Regions from separate parts of the Mus musculus genome. Here all the other regions are linked to region 2. A link is a loop called in an ENCODE intact Hi-C map of the cell type or tissue named here. Cell type or tissue: heart. All regions are shown on one strand. Region 1 overlaps Gm51802 (predicted gene, 51802). Region 2 holds the start of Gm46226 (a long non-coding RNA gene). Region 3 has its middle 18 kb from the start of Chst3.

Region 1 (8,000 bases), 250 kb after region 2:
AGCTGTTGGAGTGTGTGAACTCTTCCTGGTAGTCAGCTCCTCCTCCGGTTAGTGCCGGGGCTTCACACACCAGGTTCCAAATGGATCTTTTCATTCTTCAGGGCCCACGGTTTCAGTGTTGTTGTACCAGAAGAGAGAGTAATGAAAAGGAAGACATGACCGTTCCTCAGTGCGGTTGAGGAGAAGGTTTCTGTTGTGGATATGAGGGAGCGCACAGGCAGAGGTCTCTGCAAGGGTCCAGAGCAAAGAGAAAGTAGCAGATTGAACATGGCCAGCAGAATAGACCAGGCCAGGGGGATGGGGACGGGAATGGGAAAAGCAAGACAGGGAGAGAAGAGAGAGGGCCCAGAGGAGTGGGGGCCAGCGGGTCAAAGAGAAGTCAAGAAAGCACATGGCTGAAATGGCTGCATTATTTAAGAAATCAGAAGTTGTGGGGAGGGAAGCAAAGTTCAGGGGATGGCGAGGTTTAGGATAGGGCTGTGTGTCTGCCTGTATCTGTGGGTGTGTATCTGTGTGGTTTGTGTGTCTCTGTGTGTGTCTGTGTGTGTGCCTCAGTCTATGTCTGTCTGTGTGTCTGTGTATATTTATGTGTATGTGTTTCTGTGTGTGTTTCTGTGTGTCTTTATCTGTGGGTGTATATCTGTGTGGTTTGTGTGTCTGTGTTGTGTGTGTGTGCTTCCGTCTATGCCTGTCTCTGTCTGTGTGTATTGTGTATCTGTGTATGTTTATGTGTGTGTGTCGGTGTGTGTGTTTATGTGTGTCTGTATCTGTGGGTGAGTATCTGTGTGGTGTTGTGTGTGTGTGTCTGTATCTGTGGGTGAGTATCTGTGTGGTATTGTGTGTGTGTGTCTGTGTGTGTGTGTGTGTGTGTGTGTGTGTGTGAGAGAGAGAGAGAGAGAGAGAGAGAGAGAGAGAGAAGTGCTGAGAGGAGGCCTGGACTCTGAGCAGGTACTTGTGATGCTGAGAGAGCCCAAGGAGGCCAGTGTCCACTTTGATATGTTAATAGGTGCCTCAACCATTTGTCCCTGGTTTCTTTGGTCCCTGACAGGAGAACATGGGATCTCTCTTGAGAATACCTCCTCTTGTGCCAGGGCATTACTTCAGAATTGTGGAGATTCACCTGATCGTCCACATGGCTGTTCCCAAAGGCCTCTGGTCCTGCTTCTGTTGCCTGCTGGGTGAAATGTTGTGGTTGGCATGTCTAGATCACATGCCCAACTGTGCAGCCTAGCCATAGGTCTGTGACCTCAGGAAAATGCAGAGATTCCTTCTGGAAAGATGCAGGATGGAGAACCCTCAGTACCAGAGGAGAGGAGAGTAGCTTAGTTTGGAGAACTCCCCTGAGATGGGGCAATGCTATACTTAGTGTGGCTGAAGCTCAGAAATTTTAAAGATTGGAACCTTCATACCTTTTATTTTCCATTAATTGATTTTTTATTTACTTTATTGTTGGACAGAGGGTGTGGGGGAGTAAAGGAAGTGAGAGAAAACCCATGTCCCACCAGTGGTCCCCGGTTGGTGTCTGGCTGTGGGAAGCCATGGAACCCAGCCCATCGAGGGGTGGACAAGGGGTAGTCCGAGGTCTCTGGGGCTCACAGAAGTCAGAGATAACAGGTTCTCAATCTCGGGCATGTCAGACGTCGCTGGACGCTGTGGAAGAGCTGAGAACAAAGTGGGGGCCCTGGGGGTGGCTTGCTCACCCCCAGGGCCGAAGGAAGAAGTGGGCAGGGAGAGAGGGGGTGCTGGGTGGTTTCCACATGGGCAAGAGTCCTTGGTCCGGTCCATGCCTGGAGCGCAGGAAGGCCTTCTGGTGGGAGGTTAGACGAGGCTCTTTAGGGGAAAGCCTATCCCATCGTTCAAGCACGGCAGGCATTGATGAACAGAGACAGTCTATGATTTTAGAGCTTTATTGTAGAAAGGCAGAGAGAAAGAGAGAGGTCAGCCATGGCCACGTGGAGAGAAGGGGGGGGGAGGGAGGGGAAGGAAGGAGAGCTGGAGATGAGAGGAAGAAAGGTGAGAGTTTAAGAGAGTGAGGAGAGGCCAAGCAGCTCCTTTTATAGTGGGCTGGGCTACCTTGCTGTTGCCAGGTAGCTGTGGGGAGGAGCATACCTGGCTATTGTCAGGTAACTGTGGGGGTGGAGTCTAGCCAGAATACCAGGAGCTTGGGACATTGTCTGCGTGACTGATAGTCACAGAATTATGGAGTTGGGGGCTCTGTGGTGTCAGGCACCTGTCTCTGGGAATGTGACTCACTGTTCTGTCCCTTATAGAGTTTTCTATTGGGTCTCCGGAGCAAGCCTCGTTCAACCAAAACAGGCTGCCTTTCACGGCCCCACACTTTATATCTTGATTGCAGCCCCCCTTCCTCCTCTTCTCCCACATCCTCTTTCCCACCCACCTTTCATCTCCTTTCTCTTCAGAGAACAGGAGGCCTCCTTGGGTACCAACCTGCCTTGGCACATTAAGTCTCATCAGGACTAAGTGCATTCTCTCCTACTGAGGCCAGACCAGGCAGCTCACTAGGACCCTTCACATCTTAAAGCTAACCTCGATCCCGCTCAGCCACATGCCTCTGTTTCAGGCTTGTGTCTCAATGCCTAGTTAGATAGAAACAGAAAGGTCCATGGCCCACACCTTCCTTTCCACTTCAGTTTTCCATGCTCTGTCATAAGGACCAAGCCGAGGGCCCACCTGTTTCTATTTCTTGCCACTCCAGCCGTTAAGGTCCAGGTCAGGTGCTGCCTCCTCTATGAGTCTCACTCCTAGAGCCCTACCCAGCAGAGATGGCAGGATCTAACCCTGGTGGAATCCTCAGTTGTCTCAGGAGACAGAACTCTCAAACAATGAGACTGTCATACAGATGAGAGGCAGTGAACACTCTAGCCCCGAGGCTTCACATTAGTGGCCCATTTGTTGTAGGAAGAATGGGACCTCCTGGGATTATATTCTAGATTCTAAGGTTGGGGCAACAAATGGCCACCAGCCGGGTAGAGTCGCAGAAATGTGATATGCTGGGTTCTGGAGAACAGATGTCTGAGATGAAGGTTCAGGCTACTTTGGGAGGCTCCGAGGTGGTCCAGCCGGTGCCTTTCTCCTGGCATCTGCTGCTGGTAAGTGTCCTTGGTTTGAAAATGAACCCAAATCCAGATGCTATTGCTGATGCCAAGAAGCGCTTGCTGACAGGAGCCTGGTATGGCTGTCCCCTGAGAGGCTCTGCCAGAGTCTGACCAATATGGATGCAGATGCTCGAAGCCAAGCATTGAACTGAGCACAGGGACCCCAATGGAGGAGTTAGGGGAAGGACTGAAGGAGCTGAAGAGGTTTGCAATCTCATAGGAAGAATAACGATATCAACCAGCCAGCCCCACCCCACCCCCCAATCCTCCAGCGATTAAACCATCAACTGAAGAGTACACATGGGGAATCCATGGCTCCAGTTGCATATTAGCAGAGGATGGCCTTATCTGGCATCAATGGGAGGGGATCCCCTTGGTCCTGGGGAGGGCTAGGGTGCTGATGTGGGAGGGGGTGGGTGGGTGGGTGAGTGACCCGTCCAGCAGGTCCAGTTATTCGAGGGTCTCGAGGGGACCTTCTCCTAAGAACCAAATGGGGGGTAGAGAGATATGAGGACCAAGTGCAAGAACGACACGGAAACATTCTGAGTGGCAAGAAGGTCCCGCTGTATTGAGAAAGGCTCAAGGCTTAAATGCACAAGCAAAAGGGGAAGTACAAGTACTTATCAGCGGGAGGGGTGGGGCAGTGGAAATTTTTCTTTTGGCAGTTACACGGGGAAGCTGGAACTTGGTGGTATCAGGGTGTGGTCCAGATATCTGGCGCTGATTTAGGGCTGGAACATTCTGTGGTTGTTCTCGGAACGGTGTGTCGGTGGCCCGCTTTTGACCCCTTTTTCTTCTTGGGGGGAGAGGCCCAATTCAGAGATCAGGACAATTGTGTTGTCTTAATAGCTCCCAACAGGTGATCACCCTCCTAGAAGCAGGGGAGATGGGGGAGGTCAGGGGGTTAACTGGGAAGGGGGATAACATTTGAAATGTAAATAAAGTAACCAATTAAAAAAAACAGAGTGGAAAAAAAGAAAAGGAGCTCCTTCCAGCCCTTTTCTGTTTCCATCCAGTCTTCTCTGCATGTCTCTATGTCCTGCTTCTAAGAGAGCACCAGGTTGTGGAGTCAAGCCCACCCAGGATCCAGGATGACTTTTTGGGATTCTAAAACAATCAGTCACATCTGGGAAGACCTGAGGATTTATAAAAAGATGCTGTGCAGGGTCATATGCGGAGTAAATTGAGCAGAAAGACAAGTAAAGAGGCTACAGAGGGGTCCAGAGGTAACTAGAGAGTGAGACCTGGGCTCTGGCCTAAGTATTTCCTCCAAACGCCACCAGAGGGCGCCCAAGCATTGTGCTAAACAAGGCTCTGGCCACCAGGAAGAGCCATCACCTAGGACTGAAAGCTAACAAGGTTTTTCAGGTTCAAAGCGGGAGGTAAGAATGGGGTAGGCAGGAAGGAGACTAAAAGCAAAGTGTTTCCACCCTCCCTCCCGTCCTCTCTTCCTTCCTTCTTCCTTTAAAAAAAATGTTTTGAGGGGGGTGGGTATGGGGGACTTTTGGGATAGCATTGGAAATGTAAATGAGGAAAATACCTAATTTTTAAAAAAAGTGAAAAAAAAAAAAAGGAAAAAAAATGTTTTGAGACAAGGTCCCATGCAGTCCAAGATGGCTTTGAACTCATGTAGCAGAGACTAATCTTGAATTTCTAAACTTCCTCAGGCTGAGGCAGGAGGATCATAAGTTTGAGGCTAGCCTGGGCTACCTAAGAAGGTCTCTTCTGAAATAAATAAATATTGGGAATATACTATGAAGAATTATATTTATCTTTGCAACAGACAGAAACCATTACAGAAATCCACAACCAATCAAAATGCAGACCTGTGGAGCACACTCCACCCTAGTGAATACATCTACAAAATACTGCCACACTTAAGGCTCAGGGAGCACTACAGAAGAGGGAACAGAAAGGCTGTAAGAGCCAGAGGATCAGGGAGTTTGCTGTGAGGTTGTGTTGCCTAGTAACGTCAGAAGCTACATCCATAAAGTCTAACCAGTATGACCACCCAAACATAAGCTGCAGAAGGACAAATCTGCTGGACCGGCCAAACAGGATGGGGGAGAATCCGGGAACCCTGAACCCTACATACAGTGCTCTACGCAACTGAGGCTTGCTGGGGGCTGGAGAAGTGGTCTTCCTCAGGGAAGAGCACACCGGTTGGTTATCCAGTGCCAAATGGGCAGCCCTGAAAGCACACATGTATGTTGCATTATACAGACGTAACAGGTTGTATTTAGGGATGTATATGTCTGTACATATATGCTTATGATAACAATTAGGAAAGAAAGGGCTATGAATTTGAAGGTGAGGGGTCTATGGGAGGGCTTGAGGGAGGAAAGGGATGGGAGACACGTAATTAAATTATAATCTCAAAATTTTTAAGGGCTGGAGAGGTGGCTCAATGGTTAAGAGCCCTGACTGCTCTTCCAGAGGTCCTGAGTTCAATTCCCAGCAACCATTTGGTGGCTCACAACCATCTGTAAGGAGATCCAGTGCCCTCTTCTGGTGTGTCTGAAGACAGCTATAGTGTACTCACATATATGAAAATAAAATAAATCTTAATTTTTTTTAAATTGCATTTAAAACCAAGACTAGGGTCTAAGGATAGTTCAGTTGATGGAGTTAACACATAAGGGCAAGAAGCCCTGGATACATCCCCAGCTTACGTAAAGCCTGCTGTGCCTGGGAGCCTGTAATCTCAGCACTCAGGAGGCAGGCGCAGGAGTCAGGAGTTCAAGGTCATCCTCAGCTATGTCATGAATTGAAGCAAAAAAATTTTTTTAAAAATTGGTATATAAGTAAAACTCTATAGAGTGTTGAAATAATGGCCCAAGCCTGTGGTTGTAGTTTGTGGCAGAAAGTGTGAGTATGTGTGACATGGGAAAACCCTGGGTTCAATCCCAGCACCAAACAAAAACAAAACCCAGTATTTAATAATAATAACCCAGCCTTGCTGTCAGACAAAGATGGTCACTGCCAAACATTTCTTATTCAACATTTAGTGGCCCTGAACCGTACTTGCAAGTTTAACTGAGGCCCACAGTGCCTGAGTTTCGTGTAGATAAAAGTCTTTAATCCCAGCACTAGGGAGGCAGAGACAAGCGGATTTCTGAGTGCGAGGCCAGCCTGGTCTACAAAGTGAGTTCCAGGACAGCCAGGGCTACACAGAGAAACCCTGTCTCGAAAAACCAAAAAAAAAAAGTCTAAGAGTGACACTAGCTAAGGTCATAGTTCAAATGCCACAAGGCACTCATTGGCTTTAGCACATCCTCATCTGCCTTCTGTATTGGTGAGGGCTCAGTTAGAAGATCAGTCGCCCACTGATGGTTGGTCTTATCTACCAGTCTCCACACCTTATCTAGCCTATCCCTGACAGAAGGCTTAAGGCTGTCCCCGTCCTGTCTGGGTTGCATCTTGCTCTTAAACCTGGGAAGAAACAGAAGCTACACAGAGGATTTCCAGTTGACTCCAACTAGAAACTCAGCCCCATACTTTCTGCAGAATGCATAGACCAGTGGTCTTGAATCAGCCGTGCTGTTAGGAGCCATGGGGGCACATGCCAAGAGGTACTGTCCGAATGGGGCAAGCAAAGTGTATATACATATGTGCAATAATGAAAGGGGAAATTCTTTCTTTCTTTCTCTCTTTCTCTTTCTTTCTTCCTTCCTTCCTTTCTTTCTTTCTTTCTTTCTTTCTTTCTTTCTTTCTTTCTTCTCCTTCTCCTTGTTCTTTCTTCTTTCTCCTTCTCCTCCCCTTCTCCCCCTCCCCTCCCCATGCCCCTCTCCCCCCTCCTCCTCCTTCTTCTTCTTCTTTCTTTTTGGTTTTTTGAGACAGGGTTTCTTTGTGTAGCTCTGGCTGTCCTGGAACTCACTCTGTAGACCAGGCTGGCCTCCAACTCAGAAATCTGCCTGCTTCTATCTCCTAAATGCTGGGATTAAAGGCGTATGCAACCACTACCTGGCTAGTATTATTCTTGATAGTGCCCTGGGTGTGGCATTGGACAGGATCCCAGTGTTTGCCCGACTGATCAAAGCCTTTAGGAGCCGAGGCTGGCCACATTCCTCGTGGTGTCTTTGACACTGGCTGCAGGTCTGAGGTGCAGTGATTAACGTCATGAACAGAGGAGACACAGGGGCTGTGTGTTCTCTTCTGGAGTCGGGCTGAGGAGTGGGGGGGGGGGCAGTGTGGCCTATGACTCAGGTGGCTCTGGGGTCCTGTTTACCTCCTGGAACATCAGGAGGCTGGAAACATCTGGCTTCCAGGACCAGAGCTTTGGCCAGCTGATCTTTGGGCCCACAAAGCAAGCCCTTCAGCCACAGGAAGAGGCCCTGAACCTCCCCGTGCTTGTGGGCAAAGGCTACAGACTGCCATGCGGCAGACGGGGCCCAACCCAAACAGCCACTGGAGAAAGGGACCTTTATGGTCAGTGGAAGACAGCTGCTGGGCTGGCAGGGGGTGCCAGCTCTGTGTGGCTGGGGAAGGAGCTGGCAGGTGCTGCCTGCACACTGGCTGCTGTGGACCTATGGGGGCTTGGGGCACTGAGTGCTGAGCTGGGGAGGGGCGGAGCTTATCCTCTGTCTCTGTTTCTTCCTCTCCAGTTCCTTCTTTCCCTTCTTCTCTGACTCTCATCCTGTCCTTTGTTTCTTTGTGCCATTTTTCTTTTAAGAGGCTTCCCCAAAATCTTTACAAATTTCAACCATCCTGTGAGCCACATGCGCCGGTTCAATGGCGCCATGGAGAAAAGGCAGAGGGCATCTTTGCGCCCTCACCCCCACCCCGTCTCTGTCACTTCCCTTCATTCCTCATTCCCTCATGAACAGTCTCAGGCCCTTCTTGGCACATGCACACTTATTCTCAGACGCAAGCACCCGGCCAGGC
Region 2 (8,000 bases):
AAAGAAGATTCCATCCTCCCTCCCAGGGGCTCCCAGCTCTGAAACTAGTCTGCAGCCCACTGCTGTGAGCGAGGGGAGCGTAGGGGATGCAAGCCCTGGGAGGCTGTAGCTCTCTGCCCTGGGAGCTCTGGTGAGGAGGCCCCAGCGCCAGATAGAAAACAGCAGCTGAGGCCTGGGCCCTGGGGGCAGCAGACTCATCCTGGCCACACAGCAGACACACGGGTGTCTCCACCAAAAACCGGGGGGTGGGGGTGGGGTTGTGTCTTCCCCGCAGTGTCTGCCGCACTCCCGTTTACAACCAGGACCTCGTGGGTCGCACCATGACTGCAGGATTATATTACACTGTCTCCTTGGCACCCCACAAGATGAGCGTGTGCAAGGGGCATTTCTGTACCATCAGTGGCAGAGCTTGAGCAGGACACACCTGAAGCAGGTGTATAGGCTCATGCCCACAACCCCAGTGCAGAGGCAGGAGGATAAAGAATGGAAGGCAACCTGGGCAAGTTCCTGGACCATTCTGGCAGTTTCAGTTTAGGAGATGTAGCAGGGACCCTGACTCAAAAAAGGAAAGAGCATCCTCACAGCCCCGACTTTAGCCTTGCCTAGAGGTGCTCTGGATTGCCTGCCCAACAGGCAAACCCTCTACCCCTAAGACCCCACTTCCGCTGAGACCTGAAAGAAGCGAGCTCTTGGCTGTGCTAAGGCTGTTTCTCCCCTTGCAGCCATTGGCACAGCGTATGCCGTACTCAGCAACCCAGAGAAAAGGAAACAGTACGACCAGTTTGGTGATGACAAGAGCCAGGCTGCCCGGCACGGCCACAGCCACGGGGACTTCCACCGAGGCTTTGAGGCTGACATCTCCCCAGAAGACCTCTTTAACATGTTCTTTGGTGGCGGCTTTCCTTCCAGTAAGTCCACAGCCAGTTCTCCTTAGCGGTGGTTCTGGGGTCTGACTGCTGCAGCCCCTGACTCTATCTCCATGTTTCAGGTAACGTTCATGTCTACAGCAATGGCCGAATGCGGTACACCTACCAGCAGAGGCAAGACCGCAGAGACAACCAGGGTGATGTGAGTTGCCAGAGGCTGAGTAACACTCCAGCCCCCCACCCCATTCCACCCCCCAGGGCATGGGCCCCAGAGGAGGAGGGAGTCTTGATCCACTTAAGACCCCCCCAGCATTCTTAGGCCAAGTAGCCATCTTTGCTCCTTCCCAGTGCCATTCTGCCTAGGGACACCAGAGGGAGCCACACTCCGTGTTGCGTGATGCTTTGGCTTCTGTTGGGGGCATAAAACAAAGCCTCACCTCCAGGCAACGCATAGTGGGAACAGCTTCTATGGAGTCTATTTGTTCTTAAGACTGACGTAACATTTTCTGAGTGATGGAAAGTTAAAACATGATGAGAGGAAGAAAGAGGACCGTGTGGGTATTCAGCCTTCTAGGAGAGTGAGGAAAAGCTGTATAGCCAGGCAGTGTGCTTCAGACACATTTGGGATGCCACGGATCAACACAGCCAGTGAAGAGCATTGAACAGGGGGACACGTCCTTACGCATGCCTGCCCTTTTTCCTCCTTCTCCCTCCCTCCCTCCCTCTCTTCTATTCTTTTTCTTCCCCTTCCTCCTTTCTTCCTCTCTGTCTCCTTGGATTTACCCTGCAGTTGAAAACAACCTTGAAGCCCTACTTCCACCTTCCAAATACTGGGATTATGCCTCATCGACCTAGCATAACGCCCAGCACATCCGTTTTGTTAGGGGTGGGTTTGGCTTTGGATTTTGAGGCGCGGTCTCACTGTATAGCTCTGGCTGGCCTAGAACTTGCTGTACAGACTAGCTGGTCTGGAACTGCAACTCCCAACCCTTCTCCCGTCCCTGCCTCCTGAGTGCTGGGATTAGTGTATCTTTACATCTAACGTACAGAAGAGTTTAAAGTCAGATTCATGTGTAATGCCTTTATTTCTGGCTGTCCTGTCTTTGTTCTAAGAATCACACCCAAGGCCTTGTGGGTACTAGAACAGTTCCATGCCACAGACTGCATCCCAGCCCTTTAATTAGATGCTTTGCTGTCTGCAGAACATTTGTGTGGCTCAGAATTCAGAAAGCTGTGGATGGTGAGGGTCTGTGTCCCCGGCCTGCCACTTGCTCTCACACTCACACGTGTGCTCCAAAGCGGTTGCTTTGTCCTCTGGGAAAGCTGTCAGAGGGAAGGGAGGAGAGGGGGCTGTCCCAGGCAGGCGACACGACACTGTTCAGGGCTGTGACCACTGCTCTTGCTCTTCCCCTCAGGGCGGGCTAGGAGTGTTCGTGCAGCTGATGCCCATCCTCATCCTCATCCTCGTGTCTGCGCTCAGCCAGCTCATGGTGTCCAGTCCTCCCTACAGCCTGAGCCCGAGACCGTGAGTGCACGCCCCGGGCAGGGCCGGGCTGGGCCCCTCGCCATCTTGCATACCGTCCCCGGGCCGGGCCCCTTAGACTTTTGAGGATCATAGGCCTCGCAGAGAATGCAGACGAAGCTCCAGCCCTTTCCTTAAGGCAGCACACATGCACTGTCCTACGCGATTTCAGAAGCGTGACTCCCCGCCACTGTCCCCACCTTTGCTGACGCTGAGATGTCCTCTGCTCTTGAAGTCTGTTTGAAGCCCTAAGAAAGAAAGAACAGGGTATAGTCAATCGGGGGAGGGTGGCTTTGCGCCCCAGCTTCTGCATTGAGAGCCCTAACTCCACATAAGTTATGTAACCTCAGGTCCCTGGTCTGTAAAATGGGAACAATAGCATCCACCTGCTAGTAAGAGTTACTAAGTAACCCGTGTAAGGAGAGGTATCCAGCTCAGGGAAGTGCTCAGCAGTGTTTGTTGAGTGGTTGCCAAGCTCAGCTGCCAGTGGTTGATTCCAGGGAGTTAGTTGACCCTCTAAGATATCAGGGCCTCTCTTTTCCCAGGACCTGGAGCAGCAGGTTCTAGCTTCTGCTGGTGCAAGCCCTGAGCTCCAATCCCTTGGCCTGCCGCTGCCTGAGGACCCAGCAGGCTCCCTCGGCCAGCAGGGGGCAGAGTTGGTCTCTGCTGCCACAGCTGCCCTGCTTGCCTAGAGCCAGATGTAACCGCTCTCCAGCTAGAGATAGAGAATGCACTTTGGGGAGCTGCCTCCCTGGAGCAGGGACTCCTGTTGGGAGGTGTGGCTCCTGCTGCCCACAGGTCTTGTGCCCACGTATGCTTCCTGACATTTTGTGCCTTTTTGGATTTTCTCTTCTTGTGGGGTTGGGAATGAACTACTAACTCATGCTAATGTGCCATGCTGTTAGAGACACAGCTCTGTCCTCTTGTTTTGACCCGAGGCTCATTACTTTAGGCCGGCCCTCAGCATCTAGGAGCTTTGAGGCATGGAAGGCAGAGCCCACACCCTTGGCAAGACCAGCTTCCCAGACCAGAGCTTCTCTCCCCATCTGCCCGGTTCCCCTCAGAGCCCTGAAAAGGAGGGCGTGACATAGACTGAGCTATTCCTGCACTGGGGTGCTCTGCCTTTGCTGCAGACCTTCATTTTGGGGAGCCAGTGAGTTCCCGCTGCAGTGCAGAAGGGATCCAGCTCTTCCTGTGGCCTGGGTGGCACTTCCAGCTGCCCACTCTGTGCCTGGTGTGTTTCTGGTCAGGTCAGTGGGCCACATCCACAAGCGAGTCACTGACCACCTGAACGTCGCCTACTACGTGGCAGACACCTTCTCCGAAGAGTACACGGGCTCCAGCCTCAAAACAGTGGAACGGAATGTAGAGGATGACTACATCGCCAACCTGCGCAACAACTGCTGGAAGGAGAAGCAGCAGAGTGAGTGTCTCGTGTGTGCGTGTGTGTGTGTGTGTGTGTGTGTGTGTGTGTGCGTGTGGGCACGCACGCATCAATATGTGTGTGCATGCATATGTATGCATTGATGTGTGTATGTGTATGTACTCATGCATGTGTGTGTATGTCATGCAAATGGGTACATTAAGTGTGTGTGTGTGTGTGTGTGTGTGTGTGTGTGTGTGTGTGTGCTGAGAACAGAAAAACCCTTCTTTGGTTCTTCGTGGACCAAAGAAGTGCCCTGTGCAGTCATCTCCCTGCCAAGATCTGAACTCCACTCCTGGAGTTCCCCTAAGCTGCAAACCATTTGATGGTTTCGTTAAGGTCCTCATGTGTCACTAGTGCCTATCATTAAGGTTGCTAGAGATGAATGTATTAGAGACAGATTGCAAACCCCTAGCCACCCACTGGTTGTGTACCCAGTCTGTCTGGGACCATAGTCCTGACTTCCTGTTCCATCCTGGGAAGCCAATTCTGCCCCAACCCCTGGTCCTGTCTTCCTGTTTCCCCATGGACTCAGGCAGGTAAATGCCACAAAGTCCTGGGGCTCTGACCTCACCCTGTTTCTTTGCAGAGGAAGGCTTGCTGTACCGAGCCCGCTACTTTGGTGACACAGACATGTACCACAGAGCACAGAAGATGGGCACCCCGAGTTGCAATCGGCTGTCAGAGGTGCAGGCCTCCCTGCATGGATAGTTCTGGGCCAGCCACACCACCCAGGTCCAAGTATGAGCCAGGACTGCTTCTTTGCTGCAACTCCTGGCAGCCTTGGCCTTGGTCATGGGCAGAGGATGGAGGGAGGGAACCTGGTGATGATGGCAGAGACTCACCATCCTCACACTTCCAACCTCCAGAGACGAGGCAGTTCTGGGCACCTCCCCCAGCCCCATTGACCCCGTTGTCCCCTCCCCAGGGCTGCAAGGATTCGGGGGCAGAAGCCAGGCAGAGTGAGGACCTGTGCTTCCTCGACTACTCCAGTAATCAAACCACCTCAGCCCTTTCCCAAGCCTGGCTTTTGTTGCCTGTGCGTTCACACGTAACTGGGTCACCCACAGTCACCCACGGAAGTCAGAAAAACCCATGGGGAGTTAAGTGGGCAGGAGAGCATCCTTCTCTCTCCACCCAGGAAGGAGGAAATGGAGCAAGATGCCCAGTTCCATCAGCAGGCAGGAGGGGTCTGTGGGCCCTGACCACTCCCTCTCTGGTGGGACCTGAGGCCCTCACTCCAGTGCTCCAAACCTGGGAGCCAGGAAACCACGGGCATCCGGCCCCGCCCAGGCATCTCCCCTGTGGTCTTGAAGAAGGGAACAAAAAGTCACAAGTTCAGGGTCAAAAGAAGCTACTGAGCACAGGAGAGGTGGGGAAAAGTGAAAGTTGCTATTAACAGGCACCCCACCCCCTCCACCCCTTCCCTTGTATGTGGGTAATGGGCTTGGTGCCCAGTGCCCAGAGCAGGGAGCCTGGCTCAAGCCTAAAGGAGTGTGGGCAGAGCCAGAAGTTCTTTGCACTGGTACCCTGTCCTCCCCCTCCTCTGCCTGTGTCTCCTGTCACAGAGCCATTCACAGACTGTTTCAAGACCACTCGATAGCTAGTGTCAGCTCTGGGGCAGTGGTTGTACTGCAGAGGGATCGACCAGGGCCAGCTGCTGGGCTGTGGGGCTAAGCTGGAGGTGCCTGCCACAACCGCTCACCTAACTCTTTCCCTCTCCTCCCCAGACTATGAAATCCCTGGAGAATTTTTGGTGACACACACTGAGCCAGCCACAGTGATGGACTGTATATTTAAGGAAAGACATACACAGAAAAAATTTAAATGGAACTGGAAGCCAAACACCGCACAGCCATCCTCTCTCAGACAGTGAATGCAGAAAGCTCTTAGGACAGACAGACAGACAGCCTACCTCGGGCTGCTTCCTCCTCTCCCAGGGCAGGCAAGAAGCTCCGCATCACTGGCTCCTAGGATACCGAAACCATGGCAACGAAAGTAGAATGTAAAACTTGCAGCAAATGTCTGTGGGGAAGGACTGGGGGAGGGGACACCCCACTGTGTCTCCTCCCTCCTCCCTGAGCTGCCACCAGTCACTCAAGGAGAAATCAGGCTGAGGCATGGGCCAAGGAACAGAGAGGAGAGAATTCCAGAGAACGTAACTTAGAAATGCGTATGTATGTATATATATATCTATTTATATGTAAATAGACATATATAAAGATATATATATATATATAAAGTCTTTTAAAACTATTCAGGGATTCAATTAAGATGTTCAGCTGACTTGCTCCATAATTTAGAAAACGGGGCCTGTTTGGGAAGGCAGCCTGGTTTTCACAAGCTAGACAGTAGCCGTAGCCGACAGCATACGGAAAGTCAAATCAGATATTAGTGTCGCCCTTAGCCCCAGCCTGACTGATGGCAGCAGTAATCATGGTGGTATAAATCCATAGAAAACTTGCAAAGGTCTCCAGGCTTATGGTTAAGGTAGGGGAAGAGCCTGGGGCAGGGAATGGTGCCCCTGGAGATAGCTGCTCAGTATTGGGCTACAGCAGAGATCCCAGACAAAGCCCTCTGGGATGGGGCCAGCTCCTCAAGCTGCCTCCTCTCTGGCCAGCCTCAGGTGGGCTCGCCGCCCTCATGCCCGGGAGCCCTGCAGCCACTCCCCTGCCCATACCTCTTCCCCACCCAAGTCCCCAGGTGGGTTTGCCTTACAGGTGCCACAGGGCACAGCTCCACCATTGCCAACAGGTTTTCTAAGTTGCGCACCAAGGACTCCAGAAGGCTGCTCCTCCCAGAGCTGAGCCAGGCCCTGAGTGCAGCCCAGCTTGTGGAGAGCCAGTGCTGTGAGCGCCTGTCTTCACTCCACAGTGGGCCCACCGGGCTCCACTCATTGGATGAAGAATCCACTACGACCAGAATGGCTTCCCCTTCAGATGAGGCTCTTTATCAAAACAGCCATTGCTGCCAGGGGAAGGAGGAGGTTCAACTCCTCCTGCGTTTATTACGGGCCTTTGGGAATTGCCGTTTCCCCCAGTTTTCCTCTGGCCACGGGTGTGCCGATCACCTACAGACTTCCAAAGCCTTACTTCCCCAAGCTGCCAGCCCAGAGGTGGTAACTGACACCACCACCACCACTCCCCACCCCCACCCCCCCACCCCCACCAAGGGTGTCTCTCTCATACAACCCCCTAACGAATGGGATGCTTGCTGGGAAAGGAAGCTTGGTTAGGAATTGTCAAATTGGTCTTTTTTTTCTTTTTTTTTTTTTTTAAACAAGGTCCCACCCTGCAATGAAGTGGCCACCCTGGCCTAGAGAGATAATAATAACTGGGTGTGGGCCAGAGTACCCCACCCGTAGTGGCCTGGTGCTCTGCCCCTGCCACCCCACCTGTCCAGTCTTGGTAGCTGTCCCTGGAGGGGCTGAGCCATGTGCAATAAGAACACAGATCCTAAAGGATCCCCTGAGAAGCTGTATTTCTTGAATTAGAATTCTGATACTGTACATGTATAAATATATGTTTATTATGTGATTGGCAGTGGTGGGTCTGCATTGAACAGGGGGTGGGGCAGGAAGCTCCCACCAGCTGCTATTGACACCGCCCAGCCTGTGCCTCCGGAGCTCCTAAGTGACAGGCCTGGCCCTCCTAACAAAGGGTATGGAGGAGCTCAGATGGCTGTGGGGCCGCAGGATGCGGTGCCCCTGACACCAGCCCTAGATGGGGACCTGCCCACCACCCTGTCACCGGGCTGGGCTGCAGCCCATTCCTGATCTGGGACTTGGGGAAAATTCCCAAATGGCTCTTGTCATCTGTGTCCACAGTCTGCCAGCCACAGCCTCCTCTCCCAGGGAGACGGAGAAAGCTAACACTGAGGCAGCCTGGGGCTCAGGGTGAGCCAGCGGCAGATCTGCCCGGCCTCCCGGAGACAGGGCCGGCAGCCGTGAGTGGCAGGCCCAGGCCCCTCCCGCTGGCGCGCCAGCCAAAGGCAGGCGGGCTGCCTGGTGGTGCCACCACAACCCGGGAGCTCATTGGCTGTCCCCGAGCAGGGTCACCACAGCCTGCCCAGGCCTGCAAGCTGCCACTTGTTAGCTACACTTGGCAGAGGGGTAGCCAGCTTCCTGGCCCCCACCTTCTCTGACTGACTAAAAGAGCTCAGTGAGCCAGAAAGAGAGGGACGTCATCCA
Region 3 (8,000 bases), 340 kb after region 2:
AGTGGCATTGCGTGAACTAGCTGGCGCATGCTGGAGAGGTTGCCCTGGGGGTGCAGATGTGGGAGAGCTGGTGGGCTGGCTAACTCAGCTACCACCCAGGCCCAGATCCAGGGCTTTGAGTTGGCCCACCCCAGCATCTACCTCATCTGTGAACTGCTGGACCAGGAAGGGGCTGGTCCTATTCATCAAAGCTGCAGGATCTCCATGACACAGGGCAACAAGAGCAATGACTCATTGCAATGAACATTTGCAAGAGAAGATGTGTGGATAAACGGATGTACTGTGGGACACACCGTGACACACTACAGCTTCTACAAGATGTTTTCTATGCTTTGTTTTTCAGTTGTTATTGTTGTCTATTGGAGGTGTTGCAAGGATAGAAGGCTGATACGAGGGAGATGGGGAACTGGGGTGCATGACATGAAACTCACAGAGAATCAATAAAAAGTTGGGGGGCAAAGGTACTTAGCCCCACAAGGGCTTCATTTTCCCAACCCCCGTCTTCCCCTTTGTAGCAATTAGCTAATCGTGTCAGACTGTGAAGTTCAGCTCCCACCAATGGGATCAGAGTAGTCTGGACTGACATTAAGGAGAAGAGACAAGGCGGTCTTGGTCGTGTGCAGAACAGAAAGAAACTGCTTTGCCAAGTTACTTTTGCTTTGTTCCTTCGTGAGACACTGAGATTCTTTCCTGATAACTCTCAAGGTCCCTACAGCTCTGCCACCCTCTACTGTCGAGCCACGGTCACAGAGTTTCAGCCACCCAGACTTCATGCCCGATGACAGATCCCTAGCCTAGCCTTTGACCTTTTCTTGAGACCCTCAGAGCAAACATCACCGCCGTCTGAGAGACCAAGGCTCCTCCTCAGTATGAGTAGCAACCAAAGATGTTTTCTGAAGAAAAATCAAGCCACAGAAACCATGGTTTCCAGGATGTTCCCGGGGAATCAGGGAGTAGCATACAGCCCTGTTGACTGTTGTATTTTTGGTTGCCTGTCTTCTTTTTTTTTTTGTTTTGTTTTGTTTTTTGAGACAGGGTTTCTCTGTGTAGCCCTGTGTGTCCTGGAACTCACTTTGTAGACCAGGCTGTCCTCGAACTCAGAAATCTTCCTGCCTCTGCCTCCCAAGTGCTGAGATTAAAGGCGTGCGCCACCACCACCCGGCTTTGCCTGCCTTCATTTTAAACAATGGTAGAATGCCTTCCTCCTTGGCTGTGGAGGAGGAGGACACGGTAACAGGCCACATCCACTGGAGCATGTTGAAAGGTTCTGTAGCCATGCTCAGACGTAGCCTAGTCACAGGCAGTCCCCTCCTATGCCTCGTACTTGGCCTTCCTGACAAGAACTGAGAGGAAAATGGCAGATGCCCCAGGTGCCTCTGTGGCTGGCCCACTAGGGACCCTGGCACTGGAGGCTGGTGTTCAGATCCTGAGCTGGCTCAAGAGGGCCCTGAACACATGTCTACTGAGGATTATAGTATAGGGGTTGTCAGACTTCCAAATTATAGGGCTGTCAGAACTGGTGACAAGGTTGAAGAAAAATGACCAGGGGCTGGCCAGTGGTATGGTGGTGCATGCTTTTAATCCAAGCACCCAGGAGGCAGAGGCAGGTGGATCTCTGTGTGTCTGAGGCCAGCCTGGTCTATATAAGGAGTTCCAGGATAGGCAGAGTCACATAGTGAGACTCTATTTCAAATCAAAACAAAACAAAAGAAAAGAAAAACAAAACCACCCAAAAGCCTGGGCCAAAATCAGTAGAAGAGGCAGTGTCTCCACAAACATGCCTTCTACCATGTATGGGTGGCACGTACTATTCTGCATGTTGCTCCAGAGCCACAGGTTCTCAGTCTGTGGCCGTGACCCTCAGAGTAAGGAGAGGTTGACTGATAGTTTTATAGGGATCATACATCAGATGCCCTGTATATTAGATATTTACATTAGAAATCATAACAGTAGCAAAATTATAGTTATGAAGCAGCAATGAAAACAATTTTAGGGCTGGCTAGATGGCTCAGCAGGTAAGAGCACTGAATGCTCTTCTGAAGGTCCTGAGTTCAAATCCAGCCCTCTTCTGAAGACAGCTACAGTGTACTTATGTGTAATAATAAATCTTTGGGCGGACCGGAATGAGCAGAGGTCCTAAATTCAATTTCCAACAACCGCATGAAGGTTCACAACCATATGTACAGTTACAGTGTACTCAAATACATAAAATAAATAAATACATCTTTAAAAAAAAAAAGAAAATAGGGGGCTGGTGAGATGGCTCAGTGGTTAAGAGTACCGACCGCTCTTCCAAAGGTCCTGAGTTCAAACCCCAGCAACCACATGGTGGCTCACAACCATCCGTAATGAGATCTGGCGCCCTCTTCTAGAGTGTCTGAAGACAGCTACAATGTACTTACATATAATAAATAAATAAATAAATATTTTTTAAAAAAGAAAATAATTTCATGGTTGGGGGTCAGCACAACACGAAGAACTGTATTAAAGGGTTGAAGCATTAGGAAGGTTGAGAACCTCAGATCCAGACACAGGCTATATAACCACTCCCTCTTCTGAGGCTCCGCCCTCCTCTAGGCTCTGCCCTCTTCTGATGCTTGCCATCCCTGAGCCTGTTCTCAGAGACCATCTGGACACACAGTCTGTGCTTTCCATTTGTAAGGATTCTGGTTTTTAAAACATCCTGGGCCAGGCGGTGGTGGCGCACGCCTTTAATCCCAGTACTCTGGAGGCAGAGGCAGGCGGATTTCTGAGTTCAAGGCCAGCCTGGTCTACAGAGTGAGTTCCAGGACAACCAGGGCTATACAGAGAAACCCTGTCTTGGGGAAAGAAAAAAAAAAAAAAACAAAACCATCCTGGAAGGCAGAATAGGCTGCTGCTTTTGCAAAAGCTGTCTAGGGGGAAATGAACTTCCTTCCCACAGAAGCCAGGATTATCATCAACCAACTCCAGGATGGAAACACAGTGATGGGACCCCAGGTGAGGGAATTGTCATGGCTCGCCATTGCTTATTGTGGGTAGACTGGAAGGGCTGGGGTCCCCCGAAGCTCCCCTTGAGCCCAACAGGGCTCATGCTAAGACTGTGTCTTAAGAGGTAACGAGCCACTCAAGGATGTCTGTGAAAGTTTTCAACTGTGTGCTGACTGGTTTTATGTCAATTTGACACATGCTAGAGTCACTTTGGAAGAGGGAACCCCAACCAAGAGAAAAAGGCTCCCCACTAAATTGGCCTTTCGTACATTTTCTGGATTGGTGGAGGAGGGCCTAGTAGATTGTGGGTGGCACAGCCCTGGGCTGGTGGTCCTGGGTTCCATAAGAAAGCCAGCTGAGTAAGTCACGGAGAGCAAGCCAGTGAGCAGCACCCCTCCATGGTTTCTTGGTTCCTGCCACCAGGTTCCTGCCCTGCTTCAGTTCCTGCCCTGACTTCCTCCAATGATGGGCTGTTGCCCGTATATGTTGTTTTGGGTCATAGTGTTTATCACAGCAAGAAAAACCTTAGCAAGACAAACAGCAGCATCATTCACGAACAGCTGAGATCTGGGAAAAACACACAAGCAGCTAGGAACAATGGTCACACCTTTAATCCCAGCATTTGTGAGACAGAAGGAAGAGAGGCAGACAGGTCTCTGAGTTTGAGGTTAGCCTGGTCTGCAGAGTGAGTTCCAGGACAGCCAGGACTACATAGTGAGATCCTGTGTCAAAAAAGAAAGAAAGAAAGAAAGAAAGAAAGAAAGAAAGAAAGGAAGGAAGGAAGAAAGAAAGAAAGAAAGAAAGAAAGAAAGAAGAAAATAAAATAAAAAAAAAGAAAGGAAAGGAAAAGAAAAGAAAAGAAAAGAAAAGAAAAGAAAAGAAAAGAAAAGAAAAGAACAATAGAAGAAACAGCGAGTCTACCCATGGGCATAACAAGGTTTGGGCGACAGGGATCTGGAAGACTTCTTGTAACAGCTTTGCATAACTCCAGGTTTCCTGGGGTAGGAGCTTTGCCCAGGTCGCCATGAGTACGAAGTGAATCTAGACTATAGAGTGAAACTCTGTCACAAACAAACGGACAGAATGCCAGTTGTTGTATCCCATTCTGTAGGCATGGGTTGTACAGGATGGGGCCGGAGGACCCAGAGTTCGATGTCAGCCTGGGCTGCCCCTTCAGGCTGGGCATGGTAATGCATACCTGTGATCCTAGCACTTGGGAGCCGAGGGCAAGAGGATCAGAAGTTCAAAGCCATCCTTGACTACATAGCGAGTTTGAGGCTAGCCAGGAAGCTAGTGAGAATGTATCTAGAGAATAAGAAGAGGATGGAGGGACGAAGAGAGGGAGAGAGGGAGGGGAGGGAAGGAGGAAAGAGGAGGAAGGAGAGATAAATTGGAGAAGTGGCTCAGCAGTTAAGGACACCTGTCACTCTTTCAGAGGATCCAATTTTGGTTCTCAGAACTCACATTGGGACTCACAAGCACCTGACTGCAAGAGAGCCAGCGCCATCTTGTGGTCTCCATGAGCATGGCACCCACAGGCACAAACCCACAGTCTCACAAACATCTACATATAATTAAACAGAAATAAATAGCCTTCTGCCCTCACACTGGACCTGGAGCGAGGAGGCCTGAAGACACCCAGTGAGTTCATGAGCATCTGTCTATGCTGTGGAAATGTTTCCAAGCAACTGCATCATTGGTGCCAAGGGCCATGCATCCATCTGGATGGAGGTGCCAAGGCTGACAGAGCCAGAGGCTGGTTTAAAACCCTGCTGTGAGGCCATTCACAGGGTGGACAAGGTGGACTGTTCTCCAATTGGCTGAGCCTGATGGAATTGTCTCAAAAAAATTTGACCAGAGGAAATCAAGGAGTATTTATAGGCATAAACCAACCAACCAAACAAACAAAATAATAAAGAAAGGAAAGGTGGATAAGAAAAAAGAAGCTGTGCTGGAGATGGCTTCGTGGTTGAGAACACAGAAGACCCCAGTTTGACTCTCAGGAGTCACACACGGCTCACAACCATCTGTAACTCCAGTTCCAGGGGATACAACGCCGCTTCTGGCCCTCTTGGGCACTGTACGTATGTGGTGCACAAACATGCAGACAAAACGCCCACATGAATTTATTATTGATTTTTTTTAACATCCCGATTGCCCCCTTGTCTCCTCTCTGTCCCTCCATTACAAATTTCTCTCCCTCATTGCTCTCTTTTCTCTCCCCAAAACCAGGAAGCCTCCTTTGGGGGGTCCCCCCACCAAGGGACACCCAGTCAAAGTAGGACTGACCGCATCCTCTCTCGCTGAGGCCCAACCATGCAGTCCAGTTAGGGGACGGGGATCCAATGGCAGGTGACAGAGTCAGAGACAGCCCCTATTCCTATTGTCAGGGTCCCACATGTAGACCAAGCTGCCCATCTGCTATAAATGTGTAGGGGGCCTAGGTTCAGCCCCTCCGTGCTCCCTGGTTAGTGGTTCAGTTAGTGGTGAGCTCCCATGGGCCCAGGTTAGTTGACATTGCAGGTCTTCTTGGAGTGTGCTTTCCTCTCAGGCTTGCTCACTTCTATCCCCCACTCTTCCACAAGGCTTGCTGAGCTCCGCCTGATGCTTGGCTGTGGGTCTCCTCATCTATTTCCCTGTTGGATGAACCCTCTCAGGCTCTCAGGGGATGGGTGTGTCAGACTCAAGTCTGGTTGTTCTTTGTATTCACATGTGTTTTAAAACGAAAGTTAAAAATAAAACAATTAAAAAGTGTAGCCATACAATTGTTGAGTTGCACACACACACAGAGAGACAGAGAGAGAGAGAGAGAGACAGAGAGAGAGAGAGAGAGAGGCCTCCAAGAATATAGTCATTATCATGAGTATACTGTGCTTGAAACACGAACAAACATGCTTATTCTATCAGGCAATGCCAGAATTTGTTGAGTAACACTAAATTCACAATGTTTAGTGGTTTCTGTGATGGCAATTTGTCATCCAGCTACCCAGGCAAACTGGTGAAAGCAACATCCTTTCCAGTCTTTTAATCACTGAAAATAACTCTCAGCACATAGTAAATATATCTACACACACACACACTTGCAAGCTCACATGCACACATACACATACATATGCATGTGTATACTCACATACTCATATGCATACAGAGGCACACACGGCTACACACATATGCACACGTGGACACACACATACACACATGCACACACATGTGCACATAGATACTCATGCACATAAAGGCACACACAGGTACACACACTCATATGCATGCAGGGACACACACATACCATGAGCACACATGTATACACAGTTACTCATATATATACACAAAGGCACACACATATACACATTCATATGTATAGACAGACAGACAGACAGACAGACACACACACACACACACACACACACACACACACACACACACGGATTACAGAGTGAATACAAGTCCGAGGTCCAGAGGCTTCAGAAGTCTGTACAGTAAGGTAAGGCCGTGGGCTAGTGTAGAGAGGGGGCTGCGGCAGGAGCCAAGGAGTGAGGTTTGAGAATGAAGCTGCAGAATTCAGCCCAGGGATGAAAGAGTCCAGAGCAGGAACACCAGCCACCGGTCAGGCCCAGAGACAGATGAACAGGTGGACAGGCAGGCAGGAAATGGAGCTGAGCCAGGGAGTCCTTAGTCCTTAACACATACACACAGTGTCAAAGAAGGTGGGCTGGTGTGGAGCCATGCGTTCACGGCACTTGGCAGTCTAACACTCCATGATAGTGGTTCTCAACCTCCGTACTGCTGTGACCCTCATGGTGTGGTGACCCCTGACCATAAACTTATGTTCATTGCTACTTCATAACTGTAATTCTGCTACTGTTATAAATCATAGTGTAAAACTCTCTGTATTCCAATGGTTTTAGGCAACCCTGTGAAAGGTTGTTTCTATTGCTGTGAAGAGACACCATGACCAAGACAACTCTTACAAAGGTAAACATTTAATGGGGGCTGGCTTACAGTTTTGAGGTTCAGTCCATTATCATCATGGCGGGAAGCATGGCAGCAGGCAGGCAGACATGGTGCTGGAGGAGCTGAGAGTTCTACATCTCTATTGGCTGGCAGCCAGGAGAGGCTCTCTTCCACCCTGGGTGCATAGGAGCCCTCAAGCCCACCCCCACAGTGACGCACTTCCTCCAACAAGGCCACACCTCCTAATAGTGCCGCTTCCCACACGGCAAGCGTATGCAAACCCCCACAGGGTCATTCAGTCCCATAGGGGTCACAACCCACTGGTTGAGAACCACTGCTCTACGTAGTCAGGTGAGGAAATTACAACTTTTAAGTGGTCTGAAGTGTCCAATTTTTATGGCCTGTTTTCTTTGGTATGGTTTTAATGAGCTCATATTGTGCCCAGATTGCAAAAACCCCAAAGAGACTACCAGGAACCACAACTCTGATACAAGCACATGAGAGTGGTTTGTTTTGTTTTGTTTTGTTTTTTTGTTTTTTCGAGATAGGGTTTCTCTGTGTAGCCCTGGTTGTCCTGGAACTCACTCTGTAGACCAGGCTGGCCTCGAACTCAGAAATCCGCCTGCCTCTGCCTCCTAAGTGCTGGGATTAAAGGCGTGTGCCACCACTGCCCGGCTACACATGAGAGTCTTTATTCAAGCTGGAGCCTGGGCCACAAACCTTACTGATGCAACAGGATAGGAGAGTGGCCCTGAGGTCTAGGGGAAGGAAGTTTATGAAGGAAAGAACCGCAAGTGGGGGTTTCCAAGCCTTGGAGTTACATGAGAGGATAAAGGAATATTGGCCTTTAAGCTAATTGGTTTACAGCACCTGTTTGAACCACAAGGAGGGAGCATATATCAAAAAAGGAGCAACTTGGGGACTAGCAAGATGGCTCAGAGGTTAAGAGCACTGACTGTTCTCCTGAAGGTCCTGAGTTCAAATCCCAGCAACCACACGGTGGCTCACAACCATCTGTTATGAAATCTGATGCCCTCTTCTACTGCATCTGAAGACAGCTACAGTGTACCTACTTATAA

The links. A loop is a pair of places that touch in the nucleus more often than their neighbours do. Peaks named below come from ENCODE experiments on the same cell type or tissue, not always from the same donor. Only the 100,000 strongest peaks of a DNase experiment are listed, where the experiment ranks them.
Region 1: it touches region 2 in a loop (7-fold over the local background); 6 of 42 quality-filtered maps call a loop at or near these places.
Region 3: it touches region 2 in a loop (4-fold over the local background); 13 of 42 quality-filtered maps call a loop at or near these places.

The regions. Positions count from the first base shown.
Region 1 is chr10:60,143,884-60,151,883 of GRCm38, forward strand. Gm51802 (predicted gene, 51802) reads right to left here. Exons shown (of 2, transcript NR_168572.1): 2 at 3,660-3,987. Among named protein-coding and RNA genes, the nearest start is that of Gm51802, 15 kb to the right of the region's middle. In heart, a CTCF peak has its summit at 4,386 (motif pointing right); DNase peaks (open chromatin) are centred at 3,808 and 4,388; H3K27me3 peaks cover 1,880 bases.
Region 2 is chr10:59,891,950-59,899,949 of GRCm38, forward strand. Dnajb12 (DnaJ heat shock protein family (Hsp40) member B12) reads left to right here. Exons shown (of 9, transcript NM_019965.3): 4 at 723-908; 5 at 989-1,068; 6 at 2,282-2,391; 7 at 3,639-3,811; 8 at 4,401-4,552; 9 at 5,542-7,347. The coding sequence ends at 4,522. Gm46226 (a long non-coding RNA gene) reads right to left here and starts at 5,813. Exons shown (of 2, transcript XR_001779776.1): 1 at 5,727-5,813; 2 at 1,933-2,636. In heart, CTCF peaks have their summits at 1,231 (motif pointing right) and 3,030 (motif pointing right); DNase peaks (open chromatin) are centred at 1,172, 3,022, 5,092, 7,812 and 5 weaker places; H3K4me3 peaks cover 821 bases; H3K27ac peaks cover 3,136 bases.
Region 3 is chr10:60,233,486-60,241,485 of GRCm38, forward strand. No RefSeq gene overlaps it. Among named protein-coding and RNA genes, the nearest start is that of Chst3, 18 kb to the left of the region's middle. In heart, a CTCF peak has its summit at 4,476 (motif pointing left); no DNase peak of the experiment used is centred here; H3K27me3 peaks cover 57 bases.